Regions from separate parts of the Homo sapiens genome. Here region 2 is linked to region 1. A link is an interaction called in ENCODE POLR2A ChIA-PET data of the cell type or tissue named here. Cell type or tissue: GM12878. All regions are shown on one strand. Links, peaks and the distances in the headings refer to the core of each region. The heading gives the core; the rest is flanking DNA.

Evidence for each region. ChIA-PET counts read pairs that join two places held together with the same protein. Peaks named below come from ENCODE experiments on the same cell type or tissue, not always from the same donor. Only the 100,000 strongest peaks of a DNase experiment are listed, where the experiment ranks them.
Region 2: POLR2A ChIA-PET joins it to region 1 with 14 read pairs; 3 of 35 experiments call an interaction of 5 or more read pairs at or near these places.

The regions. Positions count from the first base shown.
Region 1 is chr20:48,411,332-48,421,646 of GRCh38, forward strand. No RefSeq gene overlaps it. Among named protein-coding and RNA genes, the nearest start is that of LINC00494, 57 kb to the left of the region's middle. In GM12878, for the core only: no CTCF peak of the experiment used is centred there; a DNase peak (open chromatin) is centred at 4,860.
Region 2 is chr20:48,477,027-48,487,341 of GRCh38, forward strand. LOC107985439 (a long non-coding RNA gene) reads right to left here and starts at 5,939. Exons shown (of 2, transcript XR_001754657.1): 1 at 5,838-5,939; 2 at 1-2,249. RefSeq lists an enhancer at 5,621-5,690. In GM12878, for the core only: no CTCF peak of the experiment used is centred there; a DNase peak (open chromatin) is centred at 5,953.

The DNA of each region.
Region 1 (10,315 bases), core at 2,385-6,384:
CATGATTATGGAGGCTGATAAATCCCAACATCTGTCGGGTGAGTTGCAAGCTGGAGACATAGGAGAGCCAATAGTCTTCTAGTCCAAAAGCCAGCAGGCTCATGACCAAAGAAAAGACAATGTCTCAGTTCTAGTCCAAAAGCAGGAAACAGCTGAGTTCCAGTTCACAGGCAGTCAGGCTGGAGGAGTTCCCTCTCACTCAGAGAGAGTCATCTTTTTGTTCTATTCAGGCCTTTAACTGATTGCATGCGGCCCACCCTCCTGAGACAGGCAACTGGCTTCACTCAGCCTAATGATTTAAATGTTAACCTCACCAAAAACACCCTCATAGCATCACTCAGAATAATGGTTAAGCAAAATATCTGGGCACTTTATGGTCCGGTCAAGTTGACACATAAAATTAACCACTGTCTCTTCTAGGGCTGGTGCAACTGACAGTGATAAAAAAAAAAAAAAAAAAAAAGCCCTCCAGGCCTCTGAGCTTTGAACCTGTTTCCCTTAAAGCAATGAGGAGATGATTGAACTAGTGTTGGAGGAGTCACACTTGGAATCTAAGTGGCAGTGCCTCAAAAAGGGTTATAGGCTCAACCTCAGAGCCTTGATGATCCAGATCCCACCCGTGATGGGGAATGGGCAGAGAATGGCTCCCTTAATACTGCAAGTGAGGTAGGAGATCAGCAGGACTTGTTTTCCAAGCACAGATCATGATCCTGCTGATCGAAGCAGGATGCAGTAAAGCAACTGGCCAAAACCAGCAGATGGTGGCAAAAGCGATCTCTAGTTGCCCTCACTGCTCAATAGCATAAAGACACTCCCACCTCCTACCAGCGCCAGGACAGTTTACGAATGCCATGGAAACTATCCAGAAGTTACCTTATATGGTTCTGGGAACCGTCTGCCCCTTTTCCAGAAAATTCTAAATAACCCACCCCTTAATTAGCATATAATTAAAAGTGGTATAAATACAGCTAGCCCTGGTCTTCAGGGACTGCTGCTCTGGGCTGCTCTGCCTATGGAGCAGTCCTTCTGCTGCACACTGCTGCTCTAATAAACCTGCTTTCTTTCACTCCTGGCTCACTCTTGAGTTCTTTCCTCCACAACACCAGGAACCCTCCCAGGCTGAGCCCCAGTTTTGGCATTAACCTGCACCACAAGAAACAAAGGTGTCCCTCCCTCCCTCCCTTTCTTCCTTCCCTCCTTCCTTCTTTCTTTTTTCTTAGGGTGTTCTAGAAGGGCAGAAATCCATCTTCCCTCCCTCCCTTCCTCCCTCCCTTTCTTCCTTTCCTACTTCCTTCCCTCCCTTCCTCCTTTCCTGCCTTCTTTCTTTTCCTCCTTTCCTCCCTCCCTTCCTCCTTTCCTCCTTCCTTCCTTCTTTCTTTCTTCTTAAGGTGTTACAGAAGGGCAAAGTCCATCTTCTGTTCCTTCCTTCCTTCCTTCCTTCTGTCTTTCTTCTTAAGGTGTTACAGAAGGGCAAAGTCCATCTTCTGTTCCTTCCTTCCTTCCTGTTTTCTTTTTTCTTCCTTCCACACACATTTAGAGACCATCTTCTAAATGTGAAGGAATGTCCTAGAAGCAGCAGTGAAAAAACAGACACAGTCCCGCCATCATGGGCATCCTGAGACTGTCCACCTGAGAGCTTTCTCTTACCCTGTGGCCAGAAATGCTGACAGTTGATGGCCCTGGGACAAGCCCTCGGCTAACGGGGCAAAGAAATTGGAGGATAAACATTCAGCTGGTAGAGGACTAAGCTCCAGTTGCCCACAGTGGCAACACCCTGTCTCACTTCCCCACTCCCCTGTTGGTATTTCCTGGGACCACCTCCCACATAAACTATTATATTAGGTTGGTGCAAAAGTAATCACGGTTTTTGCATAATGGCAATTATTTTTGCACCTACCTAATACTTGCACTAAAATCCTTGTCTTGGGATCTGCTTCTGGGAAACCAAAGCCAGGTGGAAAGCAATTGGGAACATGGGATAACTTGATAGAGAGTGGGCAGGGGTGAGCAAGGAGCTGTCAGAGAGGGCAGTCCAGGAGGCCTCCCTGAGGAGGCAACCTAGGAATAGGAGCTGCCGGGTGAAGATGCAGGGGAAGGGTGTCCCAAGCTGAGGAAATGGCAAGGCCCCAAATCAGAAACGAGCTTAGCATACTGGCCCATACGCCTCTAGGATGAATCTAAATGGGACAAGCACTAATAGTATTAATAAGAATAGGAATAGCAGCTAATGCATGCATAGCACCAACTGCAGGCCAGGCACTGCTCTAGGGACTTGATGCACATCCTCCCAGCAGCCTCAGGAGACAAGTGTGATCATTGTCCTCATTTTCTGGGCGAGGAAACCAAAGCACAGGGAGATGACGCACTTGGCCCAAAGTCACCCAGCTAGTGGTGGGGCCAAGATGTTACCCCCTCCGCTGATGATGGCAGTGGCAGGTGGGGGAGGTAGGGCTCATAATGTATTCACCCCTGATGCCTACTGTGCCCTGCACAGAGCTGCACATGGACACACTGCAGAACCATGAGCAGTAATAACAGGGGCATTCATCCAGCACTAACCCTGTTCCAGGCTCCCTTCTAAGAGTTTTAAATGGACCAATTCATCTAATTCTCACATCAACCCTATGAGGTGAGGGCTGATTGTCACCATGTGACAGAGGAAGAAACTGAGGCACCTAGAGGTTAAGTCATTTGCCTGAGGTTGTGGGCCGGTGAGTGGCTGAGCCAGAATTCAAATCCAGGTTATTTGACGCCAGAGCCCTATTCATAAATGCTGTAAGCATGCACACACTTGTTGGTGCGCACATACACACATGCACATGCATGCACACATAAGATATGGGAATTTAACCCCAGAGAGAGAAGAATTTTTCTACTGGTCACATTGTTTGTAAGACACAGTACCAGGATTTGATCACAGTCAGCTGATTGCGGAGGCTCCATTGGAAGGGAAGAAAGCAGATGATCAAATTTTGAAATTACAGAGTTCAGGATTTCATGCTACCCTAGTCCCTACTTGCATGTGATTATAAACCAAAGAGCTGAAATTCACTCACAATTAGTAAGAACACCCTCACGGGTCTCACTGACGATGCTCTGCACAGCCTGGAGGTCAGCACTCCTCCCGCAGTGGTGTTTGCCTGCTGCAGGCTCCTCATCTGTGAAACGGAGTGGACAGGGTCAGCCCTCTGCAATGGCTGTTTGGAGCACGACATAACCTGTGTAAAGTGCTTAGAGCCATGCTTGGCACACAGTAAGTGCTCAATAAATGTTTGCTGATATAACAAATGCCCCATGCATAAGTAGTTTACTCCCTAACTCCCCAGCACGAGACAGACCCTGTGTGCCCTCCATAAATAAAAGCTATGGCTGAAATCATTGTTTCTAAGCCTCATTTTTCCCAGTGCCCAAAGGAACAGTTGCACGTCAACCAGAAAATCCTCCCAGCCTTTGTTTTGCTGTGCTGACCCATAGAATCCAAGGTCACATGATTTTTTCTTTCTTTTGTTTGCTGTTTCTTTTCTGTATGGACCAACAACAACAAAAAGATAACAACTGTACCTGGGTTTTGTGTTTTAATAATTTTAATAATGCACAGGAAATTGGATGGCTTAGGGACTCTGCGTCAAATGAGTGAGTCATCCTTGTCAACAGACCAAGTGGAAGCATGAGACTCAAGGGCAGGAAAGAGAAGGGCCCAGGGGATGGAAATTGAATAGTGTGATGGGCTTTAACAATCTAAATTAAATTAAAACTTGTCAGTGCTTTCTTCATATCACAAGTTTCCAGTTAGAGAAAGAATGGGCCCCTCCAAACAGTGAGTTGAAAAGGATGAATTTCATTCTCTGCATCCCCAAGACCAACGAGATGGGCCCTGCCTGTCTCTTCCACGACAACTCCACTCTTCTCTCATTCTCGGCCACACTGGCGCTGCTGTTCCCCAAGCATACCCGCATGGCTGTCCCCACCTCCCAGACTTGAACTTGCTGTTCCTCTGCTGGGACCTTTGCATGTCTGCCTCATCCCCCACATTCAGGGCTTAGCCCTTACAGCAGTCAGAGGGGCTCTCTGCCCCCACTCTGTATCTAAGGGGCCCACCCTGTTGTCCCCACCCTCCACTAGTCCATGGCCCTGTTACATTTTCCTCATAGCCCTCATCACTACTCTATTTTGGATGCATTCTCAATGTGCACTCCAGGAGGGCAAGGATCTCATCTTTCCTGCTTGCCTCTCTCTCCCAAACACCTAGAACATACCAGGCACATAGCATAGGTACTGCATACATCCTTGTTTGGTGAATGAACAAATGGATGAATGAACATCTTGGTCACTATCTCTCCAGAGCCAAATAAACCTTTGTAACTGAGTCATTTGCCTAGAACTGCTGAGTGCTCTTCCTTGAGGCCCATATGAACCCCCATCTTGCTGGTTACTTGACCTGATTGGCAACAGCAACACCCCACAGCAATGGGCACTGTCCATTCTCCACCCCACATCCTGGCAGCCCTGGGCCTGCCAGTGTGAAGGCACAGGAGGCAGCCATGGGAACGCGCCACGGAAGTGAAAAACTTTTCCCAGCACCATTTCTGTGGCCTAGAAAGGCCCTAATGATATTTTCTACTTTTCTTTGCTGAATAAATTGGGCAGCAAATTTCATGCACATGTGCTCAGTGATCACCTATTGATGCCTTGAACACAGATGTTTGATTCTGGCTTTTTTGGAGCCGTTGCTAGACTGAGAGTTCCATGAGGGCGAGGGTCGTGTTGCATGCATCTTCATGTCTCCCTTTCATGAGGCAGGAGCTCAGATGACATCTCAGGTGTGACGTCATGTGATGTCATGTGTGTTCTGTGAGAGGGACATGAAAAGCCAACAGAGTCATCTAGAAAGTTTGGTCACTCTGGGGATTTCCCAATCAGAGCAATCACTTTTTCTTAAGCAGCAGATCTCTGGTCTTACTTTTTTGTTGTTATACAATATTCATTTCTTTTTTTTTTTTTTTTTAAGAGACACAGTCTTGCTTTCAACCAGGCTGGATGGAGTACAGTGGTATGATCGTGGCTCACTGCAGCCTCAACCTCATGGGCTCAAGATCTCCTCCCACCTCAGTCTCCTGAGTAGCTGGTACTACAGGCACAGGCTAACACACCTGGCTAATTTTTAAACTTTTTGTAGAGATAAAGTTTCACTATGCTACCCAGCCTGGTCTTGAACTCCTAGCCTCAAGTGATCCTCCCACCTCAGCCTCCCAAAGTGCTGGGATTACAGACATGAGCTGCTAGGCCCAGCTTGTTAGGAAATAGTTCAAGCCTACAGAAAAATATAAAGAAGAATGTAATGAATATCTGTGATCCCATCGAACCAGCTCAGTGAAAGCTTATCATGCTATATTTGCTTCAGATTTTTTTTTCAAAATAAAACACATGGAATGATTAATGTCCCTGGTGCCCCTTCTACCGTCCCTTCTCCCACCGCCCACAGGTCCACACTTGGTGCTCCTTGTTCCTCTCCAGGGCTTTATGCTTTGCCACACATATGTGCCTGTAAACATTACACTGTCCAGTTGATGTGTTTAAACCATACATGAATGGCTTGTCACTTTCAACAGCTTGCTTTCTTATTTAAACTTAACTCCCATAACACACTCACTGGATGTATATGGAATAACCAAATAAAAGCAGACAAGCTGTATCATGACAGGACGTGACAAGTAGGAGGGAGGGTAATGAAGTGGGGTACAAGGATGCAGGGGAGACGGGGGAGTGCTCAGGGAAGTGCTATTTGAGAAGGAGACATTTGAGCAGAGATCTGGATGCAGTGAGGGTGTAAATCTGGCAAAAGGCGACCAACCCGTCCCAGCTTTCTGGTGACTTTCCCAACACTGAAAGTCTCAGGTCCCAAAAAGCTCCTCAGTCTCAGGTGAACCGGAGTACCCAGGGAAAGAATGTCAAGAGTAAGAAACATGGAGTGGAAGGGACTTGTGGTGGAGCGAGTTTGGCCTGTTAGAAGAAGGGCCCCCGAGGCTGAGTGGGGCAAGGAGGGTGGGCAGGGAAGCAGAGGCAGATTTAGTCCACTAGGGAGTGTGGGCAGGTACATGCACAGTGTATGGGAGCTGACGTGTGGGTTAGATGCCACTGTGAATTCAAATTTTACTCCCTGAGATGATTATTTTCCTAATTTAAAGAAATTATCATATAGGAAAGTTGACATTTTTGGTACAGATTTCTGTGGATTTTTTTTTTTTTTTTTGAGCCTTTGTCTTTTTCTGTCACCCAGGCTGGAATGCAGTGGCACAATCTTGGCTCACTGCAACCTCCGCCTCCTGAGCTCAAGCGATCTTCCCGCCTCAGCCTCCTGAGTAGCTGGAATTACAGGTGCCCGCCACCATGCCTGGCTAATTTTTGTATTTTTAGTAGAGGCGGGGTTTCACCACGTTGGCCAGGCTGATCTCAAACTCCCGACTTCAAGTGACCTACCCGCCTCAGCCTCCCAAACTGCCGGGATTACAGATGGGAGCCACTGCACCCAGCTGATTTCTAAGGATTTTTGACCCATGTAGAAATTCATATAACCACCACCACCATCAGGATCCAAAAGAGTTTCAACCCCCCAACAATTGTCCGGTGCCATCCCTATAGTGAACCCCTGGAAACTGCTGATCTGTCTCCATCACTATAACTTGGTTTTTCTGAGGATGCCAAATAAATAGGATCATAAAGTACATAATTTTGGGACACTGGCTCTGCCCCTCAGCATAATGCCTTTGAGACACAGGCCCATGGCTGCAATGTGGTAATGGTTCCTTCCTTTCCACAGCTGAGCGTCATTCTGGAGTATGGGCATCCCAGTTTATTTATCCATTCACTCGTTGTTGGAGAACATTAGGGCTGTTTCAAGCTTCTAGATTTTTGTGTCTTCTGGTTATTTTTGAGAATTTCACAGCAATTACACTCTATATCTGGTAATGAGTTTCAGAAAAGTGCTTTAGATGGAAGTTCTGCTCTGTATTAGGAATATGTCCTTCACTGATTAGCATATAAGGATTTTAGGGAGGAGATTCTCTCCCCTTCCCCATCTCCTGATGGCAGACCCCGAATTTCTCAGGATGTTCACTTAAAACAGCATATTTCTAAGCCTTGTTTCTAGCTCTACTACGTGAGTGAGGTAATAGTTTCTGCCCTTTCCTTTTAAATGAGCCATAACTATTTTTTAAAATAATACATTTCTCATATATGTCTTCTTTTGAAAAGTGTCTGTTCATGTCTTTTGCCCACTTTTTAATGTTTTTTTTAATTGTAACAAAGATATGGAATCAATCTAAATGCCCATCAGTGATTGACTGGATAAAGAAAACGTGGTACATACACACTGCAAATACTATGCAGTCATAAAAAAATAAATAAATAATAAGATCATGTCCTTTGCAGGGACATGGATGGAGCTGGAGGCCATTATCCTTAGCAAAGTAACACAGGAACAGAAAACCAAATACCACATGTTCTCACTTATAAGTGGGAGCCTAAAGATGAAAGCACATGGACACGTAGTGAGGAACAATACACACTGGTGCCTTTCAGAGGGTGGAGGGTGGGAGGAAGGAGAGGATCAGGAAAAATAACTAATGGGTACTAGGCAGAATACCTGGGTGATGAAATAATCTGGACAACAAACCCCCATGACACAAGTTTACCTATGTAACGAACCTGCACTTGTAGCTCTGAACTTAACAAACAAACAAACAAACAAAAATACGTTTTATTATGTAAGTAACCTTAAAATGAGAAAAAAAATCCAAAGATCAAAGACTGGTTCCTTCCATTCCAAGTAGCCTGACAAGAATATCTAGGAACCAGGAAACCCTAGCTTCCCCCGCAGTCCAGATGGAAGGAATTGGGCTTACAAAAGACCCCACAGGGTCTCACTGCTAAGACTGTGGTCTGTTCTGTTTATGAGCTTATTCTGTCAAGGCCTGTTGGGTTTGGTTTTGTTTAAGGTTTAACAGGATTTCAGACTTAGTGGTGGTCTCTTTGGATTTTCTCCTTCTTTTTCCTTTTGATGCTTAAACATACCCCCACGACACCAAAGAAACAACCATGGCTGAAAAGACTAGAATTACACAGGATGTAATTCCCTTTCACATAAACGCTGAAGAGTGTCACCCCTGGAGCTGTGACTTTGCTGCAAGGAGCCGAAAAATGAGGATTTGTTTAAATAAAGACACAGAGTAGGCTACATGTAAGTAGAGTGTGGACTTAAGGACCCCTCCTTGGGGTTGAGGCTTCAAATCCTAAGCTCCCAAAGGGGACCATTTGAAAAACAAGAATAATTTCTGTTTGGCCAAGTACTGCACTACATAGCTGCATTTGAGAGAAGAGGACTGAGTCTTTTTAGGTTTGCGAATTCCAGTTTTTCCTTTTTTTTTTTTTTTTTTTTTTTTTTAGACAAGGTCTTGTTCTGTCTTGCAGGCAGTGGTGGCTCACTGCAGCCTTGACTTCCTGGGCTCAAGTGATCCTCCAGCCTCAGCTTTCCATGTAGCTGGGACTACAGGCATGCGCCACTATACCTGGTTAATTTTTTTTATGGTTTTTTTTTTTAGTAAAGATGGAATCTTGCTATATTGTTCAGGCTGGTCTTGAACTCCTGGGCTCAAGTGATCCTTCCACCTCAGCCTCCCAAATTGTTGGGATTACAGGCCTGAGCCACCACGCCCAGCCCTTCAGTGTAGTGATCTATGGTGGACATCATACCCTTCTGGGGGCATTTTGGATATTGTGGGGATGGTTTTGGTTGTGTTTTGATTGGGGACACTGACATTTATTCAATTATTCAATAGGAGTCCAGGGACACTAGAATTCTGCCACATTCAGGACACTCAGACACAACAAAGTCCCATGACTTATCCATATCCCTTAGAATAATTCATGAGCCTAGAAACTCACTCCATTTTACACAGAACTCTAGGTATTGATGGCAGCTTTCAAAGGACATTGAACATAGAGTTTGTAGTCTCTGCCCACAGACACCACTGTTCCTTTTTCCCTAACTGCCTGTGCAGAGTGCTGCTGAGCCGTGTGGCTTCCTGCTCTTTGATTGGCCTACTCATCACTGGAGGTGCAGACGTCTCGCTGCTTCTGGGGTTTGTCTAGTGTAGCTACACGTAATCATTTTCACATATTTATTATAAGTTCATTTTATAGAAGTTATTATTTTGTATTATCTGTATTATTTTATAACAAGCTTGTTCCCTTTTCCCTCTTTTATATTACAATTAAGACATCATCCTGATTTGCTTTTAGGTTATACATATAGGTAATTCCTATTATTTTTGAATTTCATTTTAGAATAGTAAAGCATCATCATAAGATATCATAAAATACAGTTCAGTCTAATAGGGCTGAGGATCGCTGTTCCCGTGGAACTCTGCTATGGACGTTTGCTAAGAGGCCCAGAATCGGATTTTTCCAGCAAGAACATCCTGATTTTACTGTGGGGAATATTTATCTACTGGACCCAGTCTTGACGACCTTGATGGGCGGTCTTAGTTTGGCAAAGGTTGTTTGCACTGACATTTGAAATCCACCAGAGACCCAGTGCCAATCAGCATGAGAAGTCATCTTCTCAAAGCATCAGTAATTTATGCAAAACAGCACATTCCCCTTCTATTCCATTTTAGTTCATTTCTCTGTTCTCCTTCCAGCTCTTTCCATTCCTCCAGAAAGGTCTTTTCTGTTTAATTCCTGGGTAGAGATGGCTCCTTGTACCCCAGTGTCCTTCCCTTCCTTCAGACAGTGATTTTTAGTTGGGTGCTTGGTCACCTAGGCTAAAGATTGCTGTTCCCAGTCCCCCTGCAGGAGATGTGCCACCTGACCACGATCTGTCCAAAGGGATGTGAGAAGTGAGGGATGCAGGTTATGTGTACCCTTAGAGATGAGTCCTGCTAGCCGGACTCTGTGTACCCTTAGATATAAGAGTCCTGCTGGCAGGACTCTGAGTACAGAAAGGAAGCATCTTGGAGCTTGCTGCCAAAGGTCCTAGCCTAGTGATGGCAAAACAGGAAGACAGGAGGAGCTGGGGTCCCTGACAATGGAGCCGCCACAGCAGCCCTGGGCCATTGCTTTTGACTATTGTGTGCTAGAGAAATAAACTTCTATCTTAACATACTGTTATTTTGTGTGTGGCAAAGCGTGTGCTCATCACAAACCCATTTCTTCTTCCTGGATTCACATGGAGACCACATTTCCAGCGTCCTCTGTATCAGGTGCAGGTATGGAGTGTAAGCTTTCATGGTGGATGCTTCAGGGCATCCAGAACAAA
Region 2 (10,315 bases), core at 3,749-7,748, 67 kb after region 1:
GCTCCTCCCCTCTCCAGCTCCATGACCTTCAGACTTGAACGGCAGCGCCGGCTCCTCCCTGGGTCTCGAACCTGCCCAGCCTGCAGATTTTGGACTTGCTAGCCTTCAGGATCACATTAGCCAATTCCTTAAACTCAACCTCTTTCTCTGTATGTAGGATATGGACACCTCCTGCTGGCTCTTTTTCCGGAGAGCCCAGTGAACACACCGTGCATCAGGCTCCATCATTCACCAGAGCGTCTTTCCAACAGACTTTGCTGTGATATTTCTTAAATAAAGGTCACTCCAAAGACCCTCACCTCTGGATTGTAACCAACTCAGTGGCAGACTTAATCCATTTCTATCTGCTGACATTTCTCACATGGAATAGGCTGTTTGACAGATTGAAGCTGTCTCCCCCCACTCCCCAGGCCAGTGCACACTTATCTCCCTTGAATGTTCATTTTGTGCTCATTTTAGAGACTGAGGCACAAAGACAGGCAAATACAAGGTGAAGTCAGTGACAAATAAACAATGCTATTTAGGCATTGAGAGTTTGTTTTTGTGTTTGTGTTTTTTTGCTAATTAATTCCACCTGGTAGAGGAGGGCGAGGGGAAAGAGGAAGGGAGAAGTTTCCTGGCAGGGCTGAGAGGCAGAATGGTGCCTGCACCTCCTGGAGTGCACGGCAATGGTCTGGCTCTGCTGCCTTCTATGGGTAAGGGCCCACCGGTTTTTTTTCTGGGACTTAAGTCACCTGGGCTTATACTGAGCAGCCCTCAGCAAGCTCTTCTCACTTGCCCCTGCCACCCAGAGCTCCAGGATGCCCTAGTTCCTGCCCCTCAAAGACCTGGGACTCCTGCTCCTGGGACCTTCTGGTCGGTTCTGCTTTTCCTTGCTTCAGGACCTTACGTGGATTCTGTCACCTGCCACCTCAGAACTCTGAGCGACACACCCACTGCATGTCACCCAGGACAGGTTCACCCAAGTCTTTCATCCCAAGAAGGTCCTTCCTGGCACCTTGTGGGCTGACAGCATCTCCAGGGAACCACAGGACTTCGAGGGGGCCTGGGAAGCATCAAGAGCTTCAGGAGGGGAGTCTGTCACAGGTGGGGATTACGGAGCCCTGCAGGGACCCTTAGAACAGGTGGGTCGGGGTGGGGCTGAGGTCTCGACGCCTTGATTCAGGTTCCTGGCTTATGTCGACCTGTCTGAAATCTCCCACCCACAGCCAAGCCACTGGCCACCCCACTGCTGCCCTGTGTCACCCTGTTTTGATGGAGAGCTCACCAGGCTCTCCCAGCTGCTCTCCTCTTGGAGCAGGGAGTGTTGGAAGTGGGGGGCTGATCTGCATATGAACGTGGCTCTTAACCAGGTGAGGGGCTTGAAGTCCTCTGGGGCTAATGACTGTTCCATGAATAATGGTCCCTCTTAAAATGTAATTAAACATTTATCAGATGTATTTCTACAGAAACATCCATCTTAAGGGGGGACCGGATTTCCTACCATTCATATCAGTCTCCTGAAATGAGGCAGAGGCACTCCCGGCTCCCCCTCCCCTCCCCGGCCTCAGTTCCCTGGGCCGGATGTCCTGCTGGGGCCTGTGGTGCAGTTTCGGCTGGTTCACCCCATGCAGAGCTTGATGGGGTTGGGTTGGTTTTAATCAGAATGGTAAATTGCAAATGATACAGGGCCTGGGCTCTGTTGGGATACTTGTGTTGACCAAGTCCCTTGTGAATTAAATCATTTAATACTGGAAATGGAAAAGGCCCCCTCATTTTCCTTCTGAATGAGCTGTGAAATAGGCTCTGAGAACGGCCTCCAGAGTGAAGTGGTTGTCAGGGCTTGGCACCAAGATCTGATGAGGGGTCAGAAGACAGGGCACCAGCAGGACAGGGTACTTGGGGAGGCCTATCATGATGCGCAGTAGACGCATCCTGTGTCGGCAGCACCCCAAACTCGGGAGGCTGGCCGGGGTGCAGCTAACATACCTGGGATGTGTGCACTGACTGCATGCCACCTGAGGCACCCTCGGAGCATCTGAGAACCAAAGAATCACTCCTCAGCTTCCCAACCAGGGGACAAGTTTGGGCTCTGGCATGGGACAGCTCTTGTCTGCACTCCGAATCTCTGACCTTTCTCAATGCAGTGCTGGGGTTGACTTGGCAGATGAGGCTGCTGGGACTCAAATCACCTCACTGGCTTGAAGTCGTATTTAATCTGCTCCCAAGAAGGTGGAGCCAAGGACTAGCTGGTCCCAGCCATGAATTCTCTGAAAATTAGAAGAATAACAAAGCATATCAAATAGGATTAACACAAACACTTTTCAACACAGTGCCTGTGAGGCAACAGAAACATGAGCACAGGATGCCCATCAGTGGGGGGCCACCAGGGCCCAATGTCTCCAAAAGCAACTTGCTGGATGTATCAAGAGCTTAAATTTAAAAAGCACTTAATCCCTGATGCAGTTATCACACACATAAGATATTATCTTAAGGAGCTGTTTATAAATGCAAACCAAGATTATGTAGTAATATGATCATTGCCACATAAACTGCAACAGCAAAAGTTGGAAGCAGTACAAATGTCCAGCAACATAGGAATGGAGAAGAGTGCACGGGTTTTCCAGACAGGGAAATATTGAAGGATGATTTGATCATATGCTTGCCTGAAATTTTCAATAGTGTGGAAAGTGCTCGTGATTTCATGTGAAGTGAAAAAAATGGATACAAAAACGTGGATTTTACACTTTTATCACACACACACCCATATTCAGAGGAAATAGTTAAATAAGAGACAGAGCAAGGTACCAACAGTAGTAACATGTCAGTGGTAACATTATAGATGGTTTTCATTTTCTTTTTCATAGTTGTTGGTATGTTTCAAAAATGATCAGGTCTTTGAAAATCAGAAGGAAAATCAGAAGCAAGAGCACCAATTGCTACCAGGTGAAAACCACAATATTCTCTAGCAATTTCTGCAAACTATAGGATCCTTCATAAAATATACAGGTCCTTTAATAATTGATATGTTCAATTTTTCAATAAAAATTCTGATGTAAAATAAGGAAAGAAACATTCAAAGTATTCATTTTGATCTTGTACTCATGTTTGAGAAAGATACAGAGCAGTCAAATTACTTTGGAAAGTGTAAAAATTGGTGGTTTCATTTTAAATTGCTACCTCTAACACCTTCATGTGACTTCAGTAACCTATCTGCTCCCTGACAACCTTAAAGTGCTTAATTACCACAAATTTCTGAAATAAATCTATCATTTGAATAACCTTTGTGAAAATCAGTATTGAGTGCTTTTACATGATTTGATCACAGCAATAGAAACAGTCCCATTTGTCTCTGCACATGCAAATGACTTATTAACATTCAAGTGATGAGTTCACTTTACTGAGATTCCCAAGATATGCATAATCCCCAAACATTACTACCCTCCCTAAAGTCCTTTAATATCATCCCTTTGCTCTAGGACGCCCTGATTCCTCACCAGCTTACATTCCCAGCAGCATCTGGCCGTCTTGCCCTCTCTGCTACCCCTGGCCTTATCACAGTTCCTCAAACTGAACAGGCTCAGCCCAACCCAGCACCTTGGCACTTGCTGTGCTTCGCAGAGCTCCCATCCAGTTCTTGCCCCACTCAGCTCCACCCTGTGGGATGTTCCTTAGTTCCAAGAAGGCACGGCATCCTCCTCACCCCCAGTCCTTTGCACACGCTGTTCCCTTTGCTAAAACATTCTTCCCCTCCCACCACCTGCAGTTACCTGGCTAATTCCTGCTTCCCTTTGATAGACTTTCCCTCCATTCTCAAACCCTATGCCCCAAGCTCCTGTCCCCGACCCAGGATCAAACTCTATAATCCCCCAAATGTTTCCTTTGCAGCATTTTGCACATTCAGTTACTGGATGGTATTTTCATTGAGTCTTTGAATAGTTGGCTTCCCGTCTGGTCTGGAAACTCCATGAGGGCAGAGAATGAAAGTCATGCACTCACCCCAGCAGGTTGCCTGTTAACAAAGATTAATTGAATGACTGGTAGATTTGCACAGCATTTAGGCTTTTGTGCCCTGTGCTGGAATCATTCTGTGCTTGTATATTAAGCCACTTTACCTGAGTGGAATTTCCTTTGTCATACTACCTGCAGGTTTAGTGAAATGACAGTCCCTGTGGAGGACAGAGAAGCCTCCAGCTGCCTCCCTATGCTGGGATGGGAATGGGGGAACAAGACTAGATGGATCCATGAAGGAATGAAACACACCACACAAGAGCACCAGTATCTGTTCACCTGCTACACATCAGTCATTAATGGCATCCAAAAGGAAAAGACCCTTTCTCCTGTATGACATCCATCCCTGTACCTGTCCCAGCCCTGGAACCACCAGAAGGAACAGCGGAGAAGGGGACCCCAAGCCTTAGTTAGAAGTGAGTAGGGGGAGAGGAAAAGCTTGGAATTAAATGTGAGATTAAAATTTAGATTTGGACCAGCCTAGGCTTTTACTACCTGGATGAGAGTGAGAATGATTGATGAGCTTGTTCTTATAAATAGAAGTGGGCCAGGTGTGGTGGGTCACGCCTGTAATCCCAGCACTTTGGGAGGCTGAGGCAGGCGGATCACAAGGTCAGGAGATCGAGACCATCCTGGCTAACACAGTGAAACCCCGTCTCTACTAAAAAAAATACAAAAAAAATTAGCCGGGCATGGTGGCGGGTGCCTGTAGTCCCAGCTACTCGGGAGGCTGAGGCAGGAGAATGGCATAAACCCAGGAGGTGGAGCTTGCAGTGAGCCGAGATCGCGCCACTGCACTCCAGCCTGGGCGACAGAGCGAGACTCTGTCACGAAAAAAAAAAAAAAAAAAAAAAAAGTGAACAAAAGCCCAAGGGATCTTCCCAAAATGTCATCCAGAAGCAGGGGCCTGAGACCTAATAATAGGGCAAGGATTAGGATGAGGCAAGGGAGACACTCACCCCAGGCATAAAATCTAAATGGGTACCAAAAAATTCAATAATCATCATAAATAACATCATAACACAGTACTTTTTAAAACTCAAACTTCATGCAAAAAAACCGATTAACAAAATATTAAAAATTTAAAGACAGGATCCTTTGTGAGGAAGGAGGAGGAGGAGGAAGAAGAAAGACGGAGGAAGAGGAGGAGGAGCAGGGGGAAGGAGGAGGAGGGGGATGAGGAGGAAAGGAGACAGGATTCAAGGCAGCACTTGCACAATTTGGCCTCACTTGCTCACCCTAACCCAGCCCTGCCTCACAGAAGCTACTGGAAGGCAGCTGCTGGAGAAAAGTGAAGCCGTTTCCCACTTGTATTTAGTTCAGACCTTCCGTAAACCAGCTACAGGAGAGACAGTGATGACCCACCTGTGCCAAACAGGGCTGAAATCTACCATCAGGACCACGATAACCGGGTCTGTGTTGCCCGTTCCCAGCTGCGCTCAGACACTTTGACTTAAAGCCTCAGGCCAGGGTTGCTTCTCTCATTGACATTGAGAACTTGTTAAGAGAAGTAAGTCTCAGTTATAGGAAGTCAGATCTTCCCAAGGGATGCAATCAAGGAGTTTATTTATTTAAAATGCAGCTCCGTGTAGGGGTAGGAAAGGGAATGATTCTTTTTTTTTTTTTTTTTTTTGAGACAGAGTCTCGCTCTGTCACCCAGGCTGGAGTGCAGTGGTGTGAGCTCCGCTCACTGCAAGCTCCGCCTCCCAGGTTCACGCCATTCTCCTGCCTCAGCCTCCCGAGTAGCTGGGACTACAGGCACCTGCCACCACGCCCGGCTAGTAGAGACGGGGTTTCACTGTGTTAGCCAGGATGGTCTCAACCTCCTGACCTCGTGATCCACCCACCTTGGTCTCCCAAAGTGAGCTACCGCGCCCGGCCAGGAAGGGAAATTATTCTTATTCTTGTTTTCATCTTGATTCATTTTCTCTGTTGTGTCATCTCTGGCCATGAGCCTGTCACTTCTGTAATAAAAGAGCAGCAGTCAATAGGGTTCTATTTGGAGGGGAAAGTACAGGCTGCCCATCAACATGCTCAGGTTTCTCCCAGATCAGCCCCAAGGAGCAAGAACGGCCAGCTTACAAGGACAGGTCTGTATTCTGTGGATGGGCCAGAAAGAGGGTATGCAGCGAGGGAATGGTAATAACGTAGGAGAAAATGGCCAGGGTCACAGCCTGGTTTGTCCCCTTCTCACTGGGGGCCTGCAGAAGGCTGGTCCAAGCCAGCGACATCCGTGCATAGGGGTCAAAATGGACTGGGACCCTTCATTTGCTTCCTGGTGTCTTGAGATAGCCTCCCACCCACCAGCCCCACTGTGGGTCCCTGCACTGGCTTCACCAAGAAGAAACTGGGAGGCTGAGGGGCTGACCTGCGGGGAGATCTTTTACTCAGTCCCTGTGGACCTGTTGAATGTTTAACTTATCCTTAAAAAACATGCCTGCCTCTTTGCATGTCTAACTGTCATAAGGAACATGTGCTACTTTGCTAAAGAAGGAAAACATCACTCCAGACCACCTGTGCATTTAGTAAACAACAATTCGCAGCCCAGAGCAGTGGGTTTGCTGCTGCTGCAGAAAACAAAAGCTCAAAACCCAGGTGGAGCCTTCAAAGGCCACCTGGCTCCAAATTCACCCTCGGAATTCACTAACTGGTGTGTCTGGAGCTGTTTCTTTTTTGGTGTCTGGTGTCAGGAAAGAGAAGACACAGGGACACCAGTTGGCGGCTTAATCACATCAGACCCAAACCTCAGTTCTGTGTGTCCCATCTAGACGCCACTGGGGCTGAATGAACCACGAGCTGCTGCCCTGAGCAGGGAGTCGAATCCATCCTTGATCAGATGGCTGAAGTCGCGCACACCCTCTAGGGCCCTGCATGGGGGTGGGGAATCACCCGTTGGTTTTATCTCACAGCAGGGATGACCCCTCACTGGGCACCCCAGCTCAGACCTCAAGGGAAACAGGCCTGAGGAAAGATGGGTGGAAGGATGGGGCCCCTGGTGGGAGGACTCACAGGGTAAGAGACCCCACCCACTTAGGCAATTCACACTCGGGGTCTTTGGGGCCCTCGAAGGAAACCGTTGGTTCACAGTGAACACAGACAGGTCCAGCTATTCAGGATCACAATTATCTGCAGCAGGGACAACCACCCACTGCCAAAAGATGAATTCAGTAAGGCAGAAACTTTAGCTCATGATGAATTTCTTACTGAAAATGATTTCTATAATCATGTTTTATTTACCTGTATTTAAAGATTAAAGTTTCAATATGGCACCTTAATTCCTTAACAAAGAGAAAGAATGCATATCTTGTGGTAACGGGGACCAGCAGCTCCATGAATCAAAGCTTTCTGTGGCTCGATCTAGTTCAGGGTATGAGTGATACATTTAATGTGCCAGCAAAAGCCTCTGGTAAACAGGGAGCAGCGTTACAGCCAGCAGAGCCCAAGGGCTTGCCGGAGCTGATGGAGATTTAAGGGAGCAGGTTCGAGCTCCTCCTGAGGCAGAATGAGCGGAAGGCTCTCTCCGTCTCCTGAGTGTCAGGCTGGACTCAAAAGGGAGAGAAAATTGTTTAAATGAAACAAAACACTGTCATTGCAATGTGACATTCTCTTCCCTTTTTTTTCCTTTTTTTTTTTTTTTTTTGGACACAGGTTCTTGTTCTGTCACCCACCCAGGCTGGATTACAGGGGCATGATCTTGACTCACTGCAGCCTCAACCTTCCAGGCTCAGATGATCCTCCTGCCTCCTCAGTAGCTGGGACCACAGGCATGTGCCACCACATCTGGCTTTTTTTTTTTTTTAAGACATGAAGTCTCGCCACATTGCCCAGGCTGGTGGATTACAGGTGTCAGCCACCACACCTGGCTCCCTTCCCTATCTCACCTGACAGTGTCTCTACATCCCCATCTCTTACCACTCTCCCAATTTCTTAGATACTCTGTCCCCATCTCTGATCCTCCTGATCTCTGGCCTTTGCACTTGCTGTTCCTTCCACCTAGTGTGCTGTTCCCTCAAATCACCCATGGCAGCCCCTTCTTATCCTTCAGGACTCAGCCCACATGTCACCTCCTCAGAGAGGCCTTCCCAGACCACCCAAAATGAGACAGTAGCTCCACCCCCATGACTCTTTATCCCATCTCCCAATCTGTGTCCTTTATTGTATCTTTCACAGTCTGAATGATGTTTATGTGTTGACCTGCATGCTGTCCATCCTCATAGACTGGAACTTCCTGAGAGTGTCATGAGATCAGATGGCTCTTACGGCTCTTACTCACCGCTGTGTCCCAGACACCAGCACAGCAGCCTGTGTTTAAAGATGGTCTGTCAATATTTGTTAAGTGACTGGACAGATACGGAAGTGGACAGTTACACTGACAGTTTTTACAGGGGGACGTGTTGCTTTGTCTTCGACTTGTTCCATTGTTCTCGTATATAACGTGGGCCTGACCAGAAGGAGGTGCTGCTTGGACATGACAAAAAACTTTCACACAATCTGTTGGACAATAAACCACATAAGTACCCCTTCTCTATCCATTATTCTACACCTTTGTGGATACATCAATAGATTTCATGTGGGCTCAGGAATTTTGAAATATATATTTTAACAAATTGCTCATATAGACAGGGATCCTAAAATATAGACAGACATATAGATAGTCACCTGAGCCCTGCACACTCTACGCATGACTTTGCAATCCATCCTTTGAGGAAGTCTGCAGCAAAGACGGCCCTTCAGAGCTGTGATGAATCGAGTCAAGGGGCTGGACCTTTAGACCCCTGTGTTTACTACTAGTCTTTGGAGATGGAGGGACCCCAGGAAGGGTGACTGGGCAAAGCAGCTCCTGTCAGCCAGGGGCATTTTCTGGGGAGGGTCTCAGCTGTGAGCTCTCAGCAGGCAACCCCCTGGGCAGTGGGGCATGCATGCCTGCTCCTGAAAGGGGATGTGGGGGACACATCCCAGCATCTGCTCCAAGCCATGAATCTTTCTCACCAAGGCCATTGTGCAAAAGCTTCCTGACAGGCCTCCCTTCTTCCACTCTTGCTTTCCCTATTTTCCACACAGCAGCCAGAGGAAGCCTGTGAAACCCAGGTCAGGTCCTGTGCTTCCTCTGCTCAGAACTCTCCATGGTTTCCACATACTCAGAGTAAAACCCCGAGCTTCATGATAACCATGAGGCCCGCAGCTTCTGCCCCCAAGGCTTCTCTGACCTCACCTCCCGCTGCTCCTCTCCTCACTCGGCCGCAGCTGTGGCTCCCTCCCTGATTTTCCTGGAACATGCCAGCACACCTGTTGCTGGCTTTGTACTCACTATTCTTTTGCCTGGAAGGCTCCACCCTTGTCATCCTGGCCCACAGCCTCAGCTCCTCCGGTCTTTGCTCAAATGGTGGCTTCTCAGCGGGGTCTTCCCTGACCATCCTACTGAAAATCAACAACCACCCCCCATAGGGGGTTGAACAAGGGCCCCCCATACATGTCTACATTCAAACCCCTGGGACCTGTGTATATGTCCATTGCAAAGAGGTTTTGCTGATGTAATTAAGTAAAGGATCTTGAGATAGAAAGATGACTCTAGATGACCTGGCTGGGCCCAGTGTAATCACAGGGGTCCTTATAAGAGGGAGGCAGGAGAGTCTGAGTCAGAGGAGCTATAGTGACAGGGCAGAGACTGGAATCATGTGCTTGAATATGGAGGAAGGGGCCGCGAGCCCAGGAATACAAGGGGCTTAAAGGAAAACACAGGCCAGACCAGCACTTTGGGAGGCAGAGGCAGGTGGATCACTTGAGGTCAGGAGTTCGAGACCAGCCAGGCCAACATGGTGAAATACCATCTCTACTAACACAAAAAAAATTAGCCGGACATGGTGCACACACATGTAGTCCCAGCTACTTGGGAAGTTGAGGCAGAAGAATATCTTGAACCCAGGAGGCAGAGGCTGCAGTGAGCCAAGATTGGACCACTGCACTGCAGCCTGGGCAATAGAGTGAGATTCTGCCTCTAAAAAAAAGAAAGAGACAAAGAAAGATGGCAGGGCGGGGTGTTGGGGAGAGAGAGAGAGAGAGAGAAAAGAAGGAAGGAAGGAAGGAAGGAAGGACAGGAGGAAGGGAAAGGAAAGGAGAGGAGAGGAGAAAGAAGGAAAGAAAGAAAGAAAGAAAGAAAGAAAGAAAGAAAGAAAGAAAGAAAGAAAGAAAGAAAGAAAGAAAGAAAGAAAGAGAAAAAAGAAAGAAAGAAAGAAAGAAATAGAAAGAAAGAAAATACAGACACTGAAAACGCAAAGAATCCTGCCCTCAGCGCTTCTAGCAGGAGCCAGCCCTACTGACGCCTTGA